3 separate regions of the Homo sapiens genome follow, and regions 1 and 3 are each linked to region 2. The links are chromatin contacts, found by Hi-C or POLR2A ChIA-PET in ENCODE. All regions are on one chromosome and are shown on one strand. The core of a region is the stretch at or near the end of the contact, and the rest is flanking DNA. Distances in the headings are between cores, read along the strand shown.

The links. A loop is a pair of places that touch in the nucleus more often than their neighbours do. ChIA-PET counts read pairs that join two places held with the same protein, here RNA polymerase II (POLR2A). Pooled maps may share reads with other maps.
Region 1: a loop to region 2 is called in a pooled map, with 3 times the contacts of the local background. The contact joins two enhancer-like sites. A Hi-C loop is called at or near these places in 1 of 37 single-sample maps with no recorded cell type and 4 of 50 pooled maps. POLR2A ChIA-PET finds 5 or more read pairs at or near these places in 1 of 52 experiments (activated CD4-positive, alpha-beta T cell).
Region 3: a pooled map shows a loop between it and region 2 (2.2-fold over the local background). The contact joins two enhancer-like sites. A Hi-C loop is called at or near these places in 2 of 50 pooled maps. POLR2A ChIA-PET finds 5 or more read pairs at or near these places in 3 of 52 experiments (GM10248, GM12878 and activated CD4-positive, alpha-beta T cell).

What each region holds. Positions count from the first base shown.
Region 1 is chr6:105,788,956-105,793,852 of GRCh38, reverse strand. No RefSeq gene overlaps it. Among named protein-coding and RNA genes, the nearest start is that of LINC02836, 160 kb to the right of the region's middle. Within about 2 kb of position 2,057, at least 3 of the 41 ENCODE cell types and tissues checked have a DNase peak (open chromatin) inside an H3K27ac peak, as active enhancers do.
Region 2 is chr6:105,456,761-105,461,729 of GRCh38, reverse strand. It overlaps LOC105377921 (a long non-coding RNA gene), which reads right to left. Exons shown (of 2, transcript XR_942832.3): 1 at 4,636-4,969. Among named protein-coding and RNA genes, the nearest start is that of PREP, 56 kb to the right of the region's middle. RefSeq lists enhancers at 2,184-2,243, 2,254-2,523. Within about 2 kb of position 1,714, at least 5 of the 41 ENCODE cell types and tissues checked have a DNase peak (open chromatin) inside an H3K27ac peak, as active enhancers do.
Region 3 is chr6:105,870,512-105,875,451 of GRCh38, reverse strand. All of the region lies in intron 2 of LOC105377923 (a long non-coding RNA gene), which reads left to right. Among named protein-coding and RNA genes, the nearest start is that of PRDM1, 210 kb to the left of the region's middle. Within about 2 kb of position 2,156, at least 3 of the 41 ENCODE cell types and tissues checked have a DNase peak (open chromatin) inside an H3K27ac peak, as active enhancers do.

The sequences.
Region 1 (4,897 bases), core at 808-3,307, 330 kb before region 2:
GGCAGAGCAAAGCTTTTCAGAGACCTCTGGAGTAACAAGGGCACATTTGTCACACCCAACCAGTTTCCTGGTTGAAATGGAGACAATTATTGGGTGTTCATATTATAGTCAGCAATAGAGTGATATATTGACCACTGATAATATCACTTGACCTTCCCATTTCTGAGAAGTGCCTGGTCTGCCGTGTATAGCAAACTGCACTTACATAGAGGAGGCTAGGTGGTAGGAAAACATTTTCCCGATGCATTGGTCCTGAACAGTAAGCAATGCAGGTGATATTGATATTGCTGAGTTTAGAAGACTCTGTAGGCATTGATCTTCCCATCTGAAAAATGGGGAGGCAAGGGAAGATGATCTCCAAGTCCCTCCTAGGGTAAACAGGATTCTCTGAATTAGTGACAATCTTTTGGATTAAGTGGAAATGAACTCTGTGTCGATCTTTTGTTAGCAACTTGCCAAATGACCTATCTGGGCAAATGACTTCCTCATCTGGGCATTGGGCTTGTGTGTCGACTTCCTGCCCTCTGGTGTACATTCTTCTCCCTTCACTGGAGACTCTAGACTGTCAGAATGCCTGGGGGAGGGACTGGAAGCATCCGTGGGGCACCAATAGGTGTCTGCTGTTGCTACAGTGCAAAAGAACATTTCAGGGCAGGGTTAGCTGGATTTGTCCGTATTGCAGATGAGAGGGAGTTTTTAGGACCCAGTTCCAGCAATTTTTCCTCCTCTGCACAGGTGCCATGCATCACCTTTTCCTCCAATCTAGTCTGAACTAGATTCAAACTTCCCTTCACTCTCAAAGGGTTTCTCATGTCAGTGAAATTGCTGCTTCTGGGTGCAAGTTTCCTGTGCCTCCTACAGGTAACAGTCGACTGATGGTTTGAATCCAAGGGTCTCCCACTGACATGACTGCAGGGGTCAGGCAGTGTGTAGTCATTTCAGCGTGAGACTCTTGGATCCTTGGATCCTTTTGATTTACAACAAAGAAAAATGGGGCACCAACAGGCTGTTCCTATAAGGCATATGTGTTAACTGGTGGGGCAAGGAGGACTCTGTCCTCCTTTAGCATTTCTCCCTTTTGCACCCATTAAATAAGAGGAGAAAATGTGGCTGCCTGTTGGCTGAATATGACCTGTTGATATGTTTTATTTTGTCTACTTCCAGTTTAAAACAAACTCATATTTAAAAACTAAGAACATAACTTTGATTTAGTTGGCAACACATGTAAAGTCAAGATCTTAAATAAAAATTTAGATTTCCAGTTTTTCATGAAAATTTCTAGCCACACTGGGATCTCTATTTCTATAAGGTCACACCTAGCTGAAGCTCAGAGGTCGTTGTTCCCATGCAATGGTTCAGGCACTCTCCATGGTGACAGAACCCACCTGGCCCATTTTACTGTTTACTTTTTCTGCCTGGCCCTGGTGGTCATTTCAGTGTGAGACCCTTGGATTCAATTGATCAATTGACTGTCACCTACAGGAAGCACAGGAAGCCTGCCTCCAGAAGTAGCAATTTCACAGACATGAGAAACCCTTTGAGAGTGAAGGTAAGTCTGAAAGCATCGAGAGGGGCAAGGTTCTAGAGGGAGGTTCCATCTCAGGCCTTGGGCATCACACAGGTATTGGGCCAGGGCAGTGGGGCAGGCAGGCACCTGAAATTGAGCCCAACAGCACAAACGGGTGGTGCCCCAGGGAGGAGAACCTGCTTTCCTTCTCTCATGCCTTGGGTCAGCCCTGCGATTGCATCAAAGTCCAGGCCTCAGCATGACCTCCTAATATCAGCAGGGAAGTCTAGTTGGTACGTTCATCAATAAGGTAATATTTAACCTCCTATTTTTAGCTCTATTCATTTTTTTTTAAATTACCCTCAGCCTTCTTAACTATTAGAACCCATGAGTGAAGGATCATGCCCATGACTTCTTAGATTTTCATGCTCCTTATCTTTCACAACAGGGACCTTGGCTTAGCCAATATTTTCATGCCCTAATAACTGTAATCAAAGCTTGGCTTGGTCATATGGTAATAAATAGTTGCCCATCTGGGACAAGGCCCTGTAAAACACAGAACAGGAAATCCCACATCATTTGGAAAGTTGTACTTTTAGTTTCATAACTCAACTTTTGCTTAACAAAGATAGCTGTTATTGAAACTGAGCCTTTACAGCATAAGAAATGTACTTAAATATTTGTGAAAATCATGTCTTCATACAAAGTATTTTCCTATATGTCATCTTTTTAGAGTATCGCCCTGATCTGCTGAGGCAGGCAGAGATGTTATTATTATAAACAATTTATGAAAAAGAAAATTGGGGTTCAGGAAAATTTAAGTGACTTTGCTCATGTCTCACAATTAGGTAAACAGAATCATAACAGGTTCCTGAGGTTTCTGATTCTCCTTCCACAGATCTTTCCAGCCTCCCTCTGCTGCCTGTGTGTCATGGTGTGTGTGTGTGTGTGTGTGTGTGTGCACGTGTGTGTACAACACATACCAACACAGATGGATGCCAGTGCAGAGAGGCAGAGTTGTTGTTTTAATCTAGGAAAAACTTGCAAAGTCTTTTGATTTGGAAAAATAGCATATGTTTGCTTATAAAATATGTATGGTTACTTAAAATTAAAAAGAAGCACTCCATGAAAACTTAGAGAAAAGATTCCATTACATTGAGGGGATTATAGGACAAAAGACTTTATAAGCTTATTTTTCTTTATGGATTCAGGGCCTCTAACAAAATAGTGTTTTGATTAGTTGTTTATAAGAAAATGTCTATAACGTATGATGCTATGCAGGAAATGTTTTCCTTAATTGTTAAATATGTAATGACTATTTTCTATGTATAAAATATGCTAAAGAAAATTCACAAGTTCACAATTCTATTATTCAGCTACTGGTAGCAAATCTGCATCTATTTCCATAAGGCTTCATATTTCACCTAAACAACTCCATCCTCATTTCTTGTTGTTGTTACTTTATCAAAACAAACACAAAACAAATAGAACATACTAGACAGATTAGCAAGATTAGTTGCTTGGATAATGGCTGCCACTAGGAGTGGTATGTTCATCCTACCTCCTCCTTTCTCAAATTGAGATCATGGCTCTGCCTCTTTAACTTTCAAATCTACTCCACGGAGTTTGTTAGCCTTTTCTGCTTTCTGTTTTTTGCTTTGTTTTTGGCCAACTAGCAATGTATTAGAAACATGCTGAAAGCAAACTTGACTGTTCTATAGAATTATTTATACAGTTTTAAATATTTGACCAGTTTAAAATATTTTGAATCTTCAAAATGAAGACTTCTGTAAAACTTTGTGTGGAGATGGAAACTGTAGTGTATGTCTTAGGAAAATATTATTCTCATATAATTCTTATATAAATAATTCATACAAAATAGTATTCTTTATATAACTTATAAAGTAGAGGTGCTCGCTTAGTAGAAAAAATTACTTTGAAATGCCTAACACGTTTGTTTCAAATAATTATTTTGTGAGATTTAAAAAAAATCTAGATGTCATTTTTATGACATCTAGTGACCTTGTTTTAATCAAGTTTTTACAAAATCAAAATGCAATTTTAGAAAAACTGTAAACATCTCAACACTAAACTTGTTATTTTCAGGAAAGTGTGCTCTGTATTTGCTAGCTAAACATTTAGCCTTTTAACACAAAACTGGGGTTGGCTTGATCTGTGTAGGAAGTGACCTTCATTTACTACCCCTCCCTACTGAATTCTAGCTTAGTTTTCAGCTTCAGTGCCAAGTGTTCACAGTGTGAAGTCAGCTACAGAGTGTTAATAGTTCTTTCCTCATCATCAGGAACCAACAGGCTTTATATGATCATTTCTTCAAATTAAGTCTACAAAGAAAACGTTACCAAAATGTCCAGATTTCTTTATCTGCTCGTTTGCACCTCCTCATAGGAATCTTACTAATGCCAGCTTTAGCATTAATCTTTCTATGAGTTTTTTTTAAGTACACTTTAAAAATTCCTGATTCTGTGCATTTGATCATGTTATTTCCCCACTGGAAGGGTCCATTCTAGTTTTATTTTCCTGGTGGAAGCCTTCCCCTGTCTTCAAGCACCACCTCAAATCTCACTTTCTTCATCAAATTTCCCCAGGATAGGTGTTTCCTCTGGACTCCTATACAGTTTATGTCTAAATCATTATTTTGGCATTCAGCATTCATTCATTCATTTATCAGTTTTTAGGACACAAAGGTAAAGTAGGCAAAGATCTTTCAAGAACTTGTAATTTAATAGGGTGATGGCCTATACTTTTATTAATTCATTAAAAAATAAGCTCATTGCATATTAACATTGTTAGCATATTTGAAATGAAAAAATATTTCAGAACCAAAATATGAGTGAGAAGAGTGGCATTCTTTTTTCACTTTTAGTAAATGAAAATAGCCTAATAATTATGGCTTCATAAGAGAAAGCTGGACTCCTGGTCTGCTTCTGCATTCAATGCAATATCACAGATCATGTCACCTCTAGAAAAGTCCACTGTACACTCACGAGAAATGCAAATTAAAAGCAAATAACATAATTATATATCATTAGGTATTATTATAAAAATATTTTTTCCTTACTGGACTCCCTGGGAGTCTCAGTGTCCCCCAGAGGTCTCTGAACCACACTTTAAGAACTGCCAGTTTATGCTATACAGGGCTATTCACCTCTTTTGATGGATATTCTGTATTTGCTCTCTCATTAAATTGCTACCTCCACAAGCACAGGGATTGTGACAGGTGCTCAACAAAATGAATAGCTGCTGCTGCTGCTGATGATGGTGTTTGTGTGTTCACATTTAAAACCATATATATCCACACGTATATACATACCTGTGTATATCTATCTATCCATCTATCAGTTTATCAATCACGAGTGTTTTAGGGAGGTA
Region 2 (4,969 bases), core at 465-2,964:
AAGCAATTACTTAACCACTGGGGGAAAAATGAAATCATATCCCTATTTCAAACTTGACATCAAAACTAATTCCAGGAGTTTGAAGAGTTGAATATAAAAACAGCTCATATCTACCATATGTTGGGCAATTTCTACGTGCCAAGTATATTCATAGAATGGGAGAGTTCCCCAATCCCCTTGGAGAAATTGCAATAAGGGTGTGGCTCATTTGCTCGGGTCACCATGCACTGAAATGCCTTATGGGAGGGGTAGCATGCAGACGGGCAGGTGCAGGAGTCAGGGCAAGCGTTTTTGGGCTCTGGCCCCATGGTAGCATCTAAGGGTGTGTTACAATTAATATTCTTTTAGCAGTTGCCATCCACGGACAGCTGAGTGTTAAACCAGCTTAGCGGAGGGTCAGGGTGACAGCCTTTTACACCCTGCCCTCTGCCCTCTTGGTACTCGACTCCTTATCCAGCATCCAGAAAGAATCAGGTCACATGGACTTGAAGAATGGTGAATGTGAGGATTTTACTGAGTGATGGGGGTGGCTCTCAGTGGGATGGATGGGGAGCTGGAAAGGGGATGGAGTGGGAAGATAATCCTCCCCTGGAGTTTGGCTGTCCTGTGACCAATCTCCTCTCTGTTCCCAGCCGAACTCCTCTCGACATTCAGACGCTCTTTCTGTTCTTTCCTTCTCTGCTGTGCCACTCTGCCACTGTTTTGCTCCTTTGCTCTTCTGCTTGTGGAGCCTGGGGTTTGGGGTTTATATAGGTACAGGATGGGGGGGTGTGGCAGGCCAAAAGGCAACATTTGGACACAAAAACAGGAATGCCCATTCCCATTTAGGGCCACAGGTTTCCAGGCTTGAGGGTGGTGCCTTTGCCGAGGAACCACCCTCTTCTACCCAGTATTTCCCTGCCTCCTGTCCATGTCATTCATATATATTCTCATGTTATTCTTCCAAGAAATTTGTGATAGAGGTATTATTATCCACATTTTAACAAAGAGGAATATTAGTTCTTTTCCTAAATTTGCACATTAAAAAAGAAAAATCTACACATAAAAGAGAAATAATACACAGCAATGTGTTAACCTTGATTTGGATGAATAAGAGTCTAAGTGTTTTGAGATTTTTCTTCTGTAATTATTTATATGCACTGGGTTTTTCTATAATGAACATGCTTTCTTTTTAAAAAAAATTTTAAGATTATGCGAAAATAAAGGAAGGAATTTTTATCGGGGACAGGAACAAGTCAGTAGGAAGTATGGCTCACACAGCACAACACACAAACCCAGGTTAATATAAACTATGTTCTGATAATTGCATCTAATTACAAGGGAGAGCTAAGCACTAATAATGTTTAAGGTGGACGTTTTTAAAATAACAATTAGCAATTACAAAGGAGAAATTTGGCAACATTTGAGAAATGACTGAATGGAATAAATATAACATTTCTTAAAAGGTGATTTTATAATTACTAATTACTTTTGCTCCAATTTCAATCTACTTGGAAAAAAAAAAAAAGATGGGCAGTCCTGAAGCCACAGGACTGCTGTAGTTGTCCAGGCAAAGAGTAACCAGAACCTGAATTGGGGGATAGGAAGGAAGGGGCAGAGATCAGAAAAGTTAAGAAGGAAGTGAATAAGACTGGTGATTCATTAGCAATAAAGAACAATGGGCAGAGAAAAGCCAGAGTGTGATGTAAGAGACAAAAACAACATTGGCTAGTCTTGGTTTTGCCACAATCCAGTTGTAGATCCTCAGGACAGATATTTAATGCTCTCTTAGCTTTGTTTTCCTCATCCCTACAATGAATGTGTTCCTCTATAACTTCTCAGGTCCCTCCAAGATCTAACGTTTTGAGGCTGAGTGACCAGAATGATGAAGGTAACATGAACAGAAGTCCCACAGAGGAACCTGATCCCAATTTCTGGGATTTAGATGATTCTGTTGAAGCTGTTTGACCTTGGACAAATTACTTAACCCTTCTGTGTGTCCATTTCCATTATAAAATGGTAATAATAATAATAATACTGCCTACCTCGTAGAGTTGTCCTACATAAACCTATAGGGGGGTGCCTAGCATATCATTAAGTCTCAACAGATGTGAACAACCAACAAAAATGCCATCTGTTCTTAAAACTGATCACAACTATGCCTCACGGTTTCATCAGAGAGACTCTCTAGACAACAAAACTTTTGTCATAAAATCCAACTTTTATGACATCCCCTCATATATATTATAGGAGCAGATGTTGGATGTTTATAGAAATGTGACATGTAGGATTTTGAGTAGCTGAGTCACTAGACTTTCAGAGTTGAAGCCTTCAGATACTACGTCCTAGAGTGAGTGCTCGTTGTCACGTCCACTCTTCCTAGCCCAGCACCATCACATCCTAATATTTGTCATAGGTATTACCCCAAAGCAACAGAACATGAAGATCTGAGTCATTATGAAAAAATAAGTGTTGATCCAGCTGCCGTAACTGTCAGAAACAAACCACTCTGAGCACAACGGATGCCAGTGCACCAGATTGTGAGGGTGTGTGACTGACCTCCCAGTCAGTCCTTGGCTCCGTTGCCGTCACTTAAAGGATTTGCAACAAGAACATGGCGATATGGCACATTTATGCACGTATGTGCTTCCCTCCCTGCCCAAGCCTGTTCTCACCTGAATCTCATAATAGGGATGGCAGTTCAAATAACGTCTGCCAACCAAAAAAAAAAAAAATAGTAATTATTTGCCTGGGACTCCAGGAGGAAAACTAAGTACAAGAGTGTCAAACTTCAGGGGAGAGGATACCAGTGAAGAAACATTATTAGAACATATGTCTTGACACTAAAATTATAGGAAACATCTATGCAAAAGATGCAGAGAAATTTTTGCTATTATCATTTAAGATTCCATTGAGTGAATTTTGTAAAACTTGTGATTTCAGAGCCAACTTTCAATTTCAACTCACATAAAGCTGCATGAATCAGGCACTCTCTAGGTCACCATCTAGAACAATGCTAAGGGTACTTTCCAGTGTAAAGTCAGGGTAATTCTCTTCTATCCAGTTCCCTCAACTTCACTTTAATGGCCACCAAAATTGCTGGTATGGAAATTCCTATAATGTAAGGGGAAAATGGCGGTTAAATGATTATTCCTTTGTTTCTCTCTATAGTGGTAAAAATATTTTTGTTTTATCTCTGGCTTAACATTTTTTTCATCTTTGTCAACATTATATACTGACTAGGCAGAATGTTTATATCAAACCTTAGAGTCTCTGGTTTGCAGGTTCATAAATGAAGAAAGTGACTCTGTTTGTTTTTCCTGATCACCTGAACACAAAACAGCCCTATCAGCCTCAGGAGCTAAAACCCAACTATCATGAGCTCATCCCTTACACCTTGAACATTTGATCTTGTAACACATTGCAAGTTCTCATCATCTATCCTTTTGTCTACAGGCATTAGTAGAGATGATCTGTAGTTTTGGTTTTTTCCTTTTTTTTTTTTTTTTCTGCTGACAAAGCTGTGGAGAGGAGGGTGGGTGTTGAAGAAGCTGCTGAAGAAGCACTAGCAGTTTGTCCTTAAACTCAAAAATTTCAGTGGTGCCTACAGCTCTTCCAGTAATTTTTAAAGGGCCTATTTCCCTGAGTTAAATCCTTTTCTTCTTCAAATACCTGGAGGTATTTCTATTTCCAGTTCTGAACATAGACTGATAGTTAATACCATTGGTCTAGGACAATGACCCTTAGGGATGGTCCCGACACACCATTTACAAAGCGAATTGGTTTTTCTGAGGTATAAAAATACACATTGAAATTGGTTTTCTGGCTACCTTACTTTTACTAAGCTGAGTTCTTTTTATTGGTGTTTTTGTTATTCCTGCTCTCCTAATTATTGAAAAATCAGTGAATAAACATAAACAGCACAGCCAGGAATTCTTGGCTCATGCAAAGGGATTTTTCTTAATGCTCATTTTATCATCTACTAAATAATTGAAGGGATGATGATATTCATGAATCTTGGTGGGATCGTGGAAGCATTTGAATGAGAGCTATAAAACTAGTGATAAAATGTTTACTGATGGTATATAATTTGCCTAGACTTTACAGAACACCGCAAGTTGTCACTTTTCTATTATCACGACAGTTTCAAAAATAGGAAAATTGAAACTCAGAAAATTTTGGTCAAGGAAAACGGCAAGCAGCTAAACAAAAACTCAAACCTCGGATATTTGGTTCCAAACACCATGCCCTACTTTCTACCCCATACTACTCCTCTGTACATTAGAGATCAGTACATTAGAGATCAGACCTAAACATTTTAGGCAGTATTTATAGTGTACACACACACACACACACACACACACACACACACGTATGTATGTTTGTATATGTATCAAGAGGCACAAAACTCTTTTTTATCACTATTTTTCTTGATTTAAGAGGCACAAAACTCAACCTTGATTGTTCAGGGTCATTAGTTTTTAGCCATTTTTCTTATTAGAGTAAGTATTTTATAATATCAGGATATATTTTATCTTGATTCTAAATATATATATACACACACATTTTATACACATATATTTATATGTGTATATATATGTATATATGTGTGTGTGTGTATGTTCCTTAACCTCTGAGGTTTGGTTAAATACTGACCTTCACTTCTGGATTGCGAGGAGTATAGGTCATATTAAGGCTTAATGTTCCAATTCTATTTTTAAATTATCCGTTTATAAATTAAGCCACTTTAAGCCTGATGCTCATCCTCGTAGTTCTCTTTACAGCTCTCTCTCCTCTTTAAGTAATCAGTTTCTTCTCTTTCTCTTTTATGTCAAAAGCCTTCCTGAGATAATGAAGGTCAATTCTTTCTCCGTTAGGGATATCTCAAATCTCTCCAAGGGCTTCTTCAAATCTCTCCGAGGGCTTCATTTCCTATGCAGAGTGTGCTATCCTTAATCACTTGAAGAATCTTTTGACAGAGCCTTTTGTA
Region 3 (4,940 bases), core at 907-3,406, 410 kb before region 2:
ATTAGTCTGGAAGTCCCCAGGCAGGGTGTCTGCCATGTGCTCAAGTCGGTCTATTAACCACAGCCACCTTGTGACCTCTGGCCCGTTCTGATTCTCCCACCCTGGCTCTTCTTGTTGCTTGAGGGTGTCTGGTGGCTGTGGCTGTTGTTGCCCTCCCTGAGAACCTGACCATCTGGGCTGCATCACCATGCTTGCTGTCCTTCTAGCCCTGGAGCTGTATGGCCTACAGATTCATGGGCCCTCTCAACTCTCACTGATTGCTTCCCTCGTAGAAGCCCAAAAAGTCTGTGGAGCTGGACAAGGAAATGTCTCCACATCTTTCTTCCCCTCCATGCCCTTGATTCTCTCACTCAAGACTGAAGGATTCCTGGCACAAAAATGTCTCTCTTTCTTGAGCTTTAAAGCAAAAATGTCCTTATCTCAGCATTTTTCAACCCTAGTTAGATAAATTATATACCCAGACCTCACCCCTAGATACTTTGATGCAGTGAGTCAGAAGCAGAGTCTGGCATTCGTATTTTTACAAGGCTCGTAGGTGATTCTGGGGTACCGACAATTGAAATTTTGGACAGTCTGCGGTGGAAGTCAAATCTGTGTTGTGAAGCGCACTGTCACAGGTGATCAACTCTTACAAACAGACACCTGGGGACATTGAGTTGGGCTCAGCAATGATACTCTGCTAGAAAATGCAATCTTTAGAAAGGCAAGGATAGGCTAGGCACAGTGGCTCACACCTGTAATCCCAGCACTTTGGGAGGCCAAGGCGGGCAAATCACTTGAGGTTAGAAGTTCAAGACCAGCCTGGCCAACATGGTGAAACCCTGTCTCTACTAAAAATACAAGAAATTAGCCGGGTATGCTGGCACGCACCTGTAATCCCAGCTACTTGGGAGGCTGAGGCAGGAAAATCACTTGAACCCAGGAGGCAGAGGTTGTAATGAGCTGAGATTGCACTACTGCACTCCAGCCTGGGCAACAGAGCAAGACCCTATCTCAAAAAAAAAAAAAAAAAGGAAGGCAAGAATAATTAATATATTTTAATTTGCTTGAACAGCACTATATCTAGATGAAGATATGATTAATTCTTTTTTGTTTGTCATGTTAACCTAAGGGTTGAAATTGCAGCAGAAGTACTGAGCACTGTCACTGGAAGCATTCCAAGAGATGTTGAGTGGTCACCCATAATAGATGCTGCAGAAGGGATATCTGCATATGGCTGCACTGACTCTAAGATATGGTGATTCAGTTCAGTGATATAACACCTATTTACTGAAACCCTGTTGTGTATTTTGGGGCATACAATGAATAATTAGATATGCACTCTGCCCCCAGAGAGCATAGAATCTATTCTCCATTGATTCATTCATTCACTGTGCCAGGCAGTGAGTGGTTAACTCTTTACTGAGTTACTTCCTCAGCGGGAGGCATCTGAACAAGCAAACATACCACTTACCTGAAACAACTGTCAGGTTGGGTAGAGAACGTAAGTGTCTTATGAGAGTTCTAGGTAGAGTGCTCTGGGACTTCAAAGAAAAAAAGTCATGCCTATGTAGTTGGGTTTGCCCTTTAAGACAAAAGTAGTAAAATTCAAATGCTAAATAAAATGCTCAGCTCCACTAATGGAATTTTTGCGCATGAAAAAAAGCAAGCTATAAAGGTTAAGATAACCAGACTGGCTGTATTTCTGTCCCTGCTGCTGTGGGGTTATTAACATCATTCTGTGCGAGTGAGTCCACCGGAGAGATGGGGTAGCAACTCTTTGTTCTTCCTTTTTTGTATCATTTCAGCCCTGAGAACAGCTCTTTACAGATGGTTTATAGAACTGAAATGAATTGAAATAACTTGTCAGCTGGTCTGTACCAACCCTAATAAAAGACTCAGAGGAACAAGCTACTGACAATTAGACAGTGTTTTCTATTTGAGAGTTGTTTCTAACAACCACAAATCTGAAGTGTGTCAAAGGAACAATTTTGTGATTCATTTGGGTAATGCTATCTTTCCTGGAATGAAAGGATTTCTTTTCATATAGAAATTGAAAAAGAAGTATGCCCTTATTTTGAACTTATAGTTGACACAGCTTTGTAAACAAGAACAGTTCCAAGTCGTGGAGATATTTTTCCAGTCTGCCGTCTTGTGATGAAGTATAGTGCAGGAAATAAACAGTCTTAAGAATTGGCCAAAAAAATGTTTCCTTGGGGGCAAATCACCCTTGCCCCAGATACCTACTTATCTCTGCTCACACTTCTTAGGATGCACTTGGATTGGCCACACCCATCCAGTACACATGGAACTTCATTGCTTTTATTGATTGATTGCTGTTTAAAGCTTTATTCCATTATTTCATATATGTATCAGACATGTAGCAAATGTATGTGAAAACAAGGCAGAATATGTTATACCTGTTATTCTAACTCGATTGTAAATGTTTGAGAGCAAGAACATTTCTCTTCAAATTTAGTTGTTTTTTTTTTTTAGGTACTCTTTGTTCCCCACTGTGTAGCACGAAGTCCAGCATCTCACGTTTATTATTTTGGAATAAATATTAATTATTATCTTGAGCAAATGGCTCTTTACAGTATCTGAATGTTCAGTACCATAGTCAGAAAACTCTGAGAACTTACATTTGCAGATGGTATTTGACATAACTGAAAATGTTTAAGAAACAAAAAACAAAAAGCCTCAAATATAAGCAATTGTGGATACTTATGATTCTCTTCTTAGTTATGCTTTTTTCCTTTGCATTTTTTTCCCTAAGGATGTATGATCACCGTTTGTTATTACTATGAGGTTTAGGGCATTATCCATTATTAATTCTTTTGAGATTTACTTGCTGCTTTTTCCTTGAAAGAGAGTTCTGGATTTTTGATACTTCCCTTTAGAAGTGAGGTTTCTTTGAATAATTGGGGCCTTAAGAAAAGTTACAACACACTGTCTTCAATCCATCCACCAGACTTTGCACGCAAACACCCTATTGACGTCAGCAGAACTTGGGTGAAGTTCTTTTTTTTTTTCTTTTTTTTTTTTTGCCTATCACTGGGAACTGGGGAGTGAGGGTGGTAGGGTGACGTGCATGGGACTGGGTCTGGGTGCTAAGAATGAGTTGACTATGATGAAATTTGGAATGCTACAGTTTTCTAATAAAATTGAGTCTTGTGCTGTTTTCCCATTGGATAAGAAAAAAATATAGTCGGAGTGACATTTATTCCAGGAACTTTAAAAAATTTTCCATTATGTTTGATAGACTGTTTTATGAGGACTGGCCAGTGTTAAAAGATTTGGCATTTGATTTTGGAAAAGAATAACTCCGAATTGAATTTATTAGACTCTCTGAGTCTAGTCTATAAGTAGAGACCATGTGCCTTCTTATGAGCTGATGCTTCAACCCAGAAGATGTCACGTTCATAAGCATATGCATTTAAAATTGATGTCCCATGAGTTTCAGAAAAATCTATGGACCCAAACATTTTTGAGATACAAAACAATTCATTATTTGCATTCAGCATTTCCTAATCTTCTACCTTTCTTATTTAGGACTTTAATTCAGTGCTAAAACTTCCTATCCGACTACACTTGAGCAAATATCATCTTTCTTGAACTGTAACTAAAATTGTTCGGCTTGATTAGCAAATTTCTCTGTGTGTCTGTGTACCTAGGCTTGTATAGATATATCAAAGGTTTTAAATCTAGCTGGAGAGATAAGATAAGAACACAAAGCATTTATGAGAACGAATACCCTTTGAGGTGGTTTGAAATCTCAGTTTAATTGCAGTTTACAGACGAGAGGAGTGGTGATTTTCCGTAGAGGAAAGATTCATGGAAGAGATGGGACTTTTAGTGGATTTTAAAGATTTAGCATCATATTTATAAAATATCAAAAAGGAAAGAGGATGGGAAATTTTTAAATTAATTTTGGGCTTTTTGGGGTCAGCCATGGAGTCATGTGTAGACAGGGTTTCAAGTTGAGCTATGTCTTCTTAGATGATAGACACGTGCCTGTGAATTCTTATTAGACTGTTCCTTTTATTTATAGCTCCCATCTGATTGTGCTCATCGGGTTGTTACTAATACTGATAAAATTTGTGGGTACAGAAACATTCTGAAAAGAACCTTTTATAATTTTTTTTTGTTTGTTTTTTAGCGAACTGGAAGGGGAAACTGAACAAAAAAAGAGTAACCAAATACTGTGAAACCCCCAGATCTCTTGATCTTAGGCCAGGTGTCTATTGCCAATCTGATTAATTCTAATTATATTCAGCTTCATTTAAATTAAGTAACATGAAGGCTTTCTTACCCTTGTTCATTCAATTCAAGTATAGTTTTATATAGTTGACTAATCAACTGATGATTATTTATTGAGTAGCTATTATGTGCTTGGAATTTTCTTATATATCTATAGTTTAAGTTCTGCCTCACAGAGCTTAAAATCTTAGCAGTAAAAAATATAAAGCATATTGAAGTGTCAGTTAATAGTGTGATGCCGTAGGGGAGTGTCAGTAGTAGAAGTCCAGGAAAGAAAGACGTAAAAGACACCCAGGATAATTGGCGATGAAGAAAGTTTGTAAGGAGAAGAAAAAGCACTGTAGGCGATTAAAACTGTAGAGGAAAAGCTCTGAGGCAGGAGAGTGGAATAGAGAATGTGAAGGGATTAGAACTGATAAAGTGTTTTCCAAACAATTCTGACTTTCCTTGTTGTTTGAGTGTTCAACAAGGAGGTCTTGAAATAGTTTTATTTAACATTGTTTTGCAAAGTTTCCCTCTCTCTCTCTCTCCTTTCACCCACACACCCAGACATGCAGATGTACATATATAAATATAAAACATTAATTCTCTAGGTTATCTTTGTAGTTGACAATAGAGAATACATATCCTTACTGTAATTGGCAGAAAACATCTGTGATAGTTAACATTCTTAATTTTTAAAGATTTCAACTGTGAGGCTC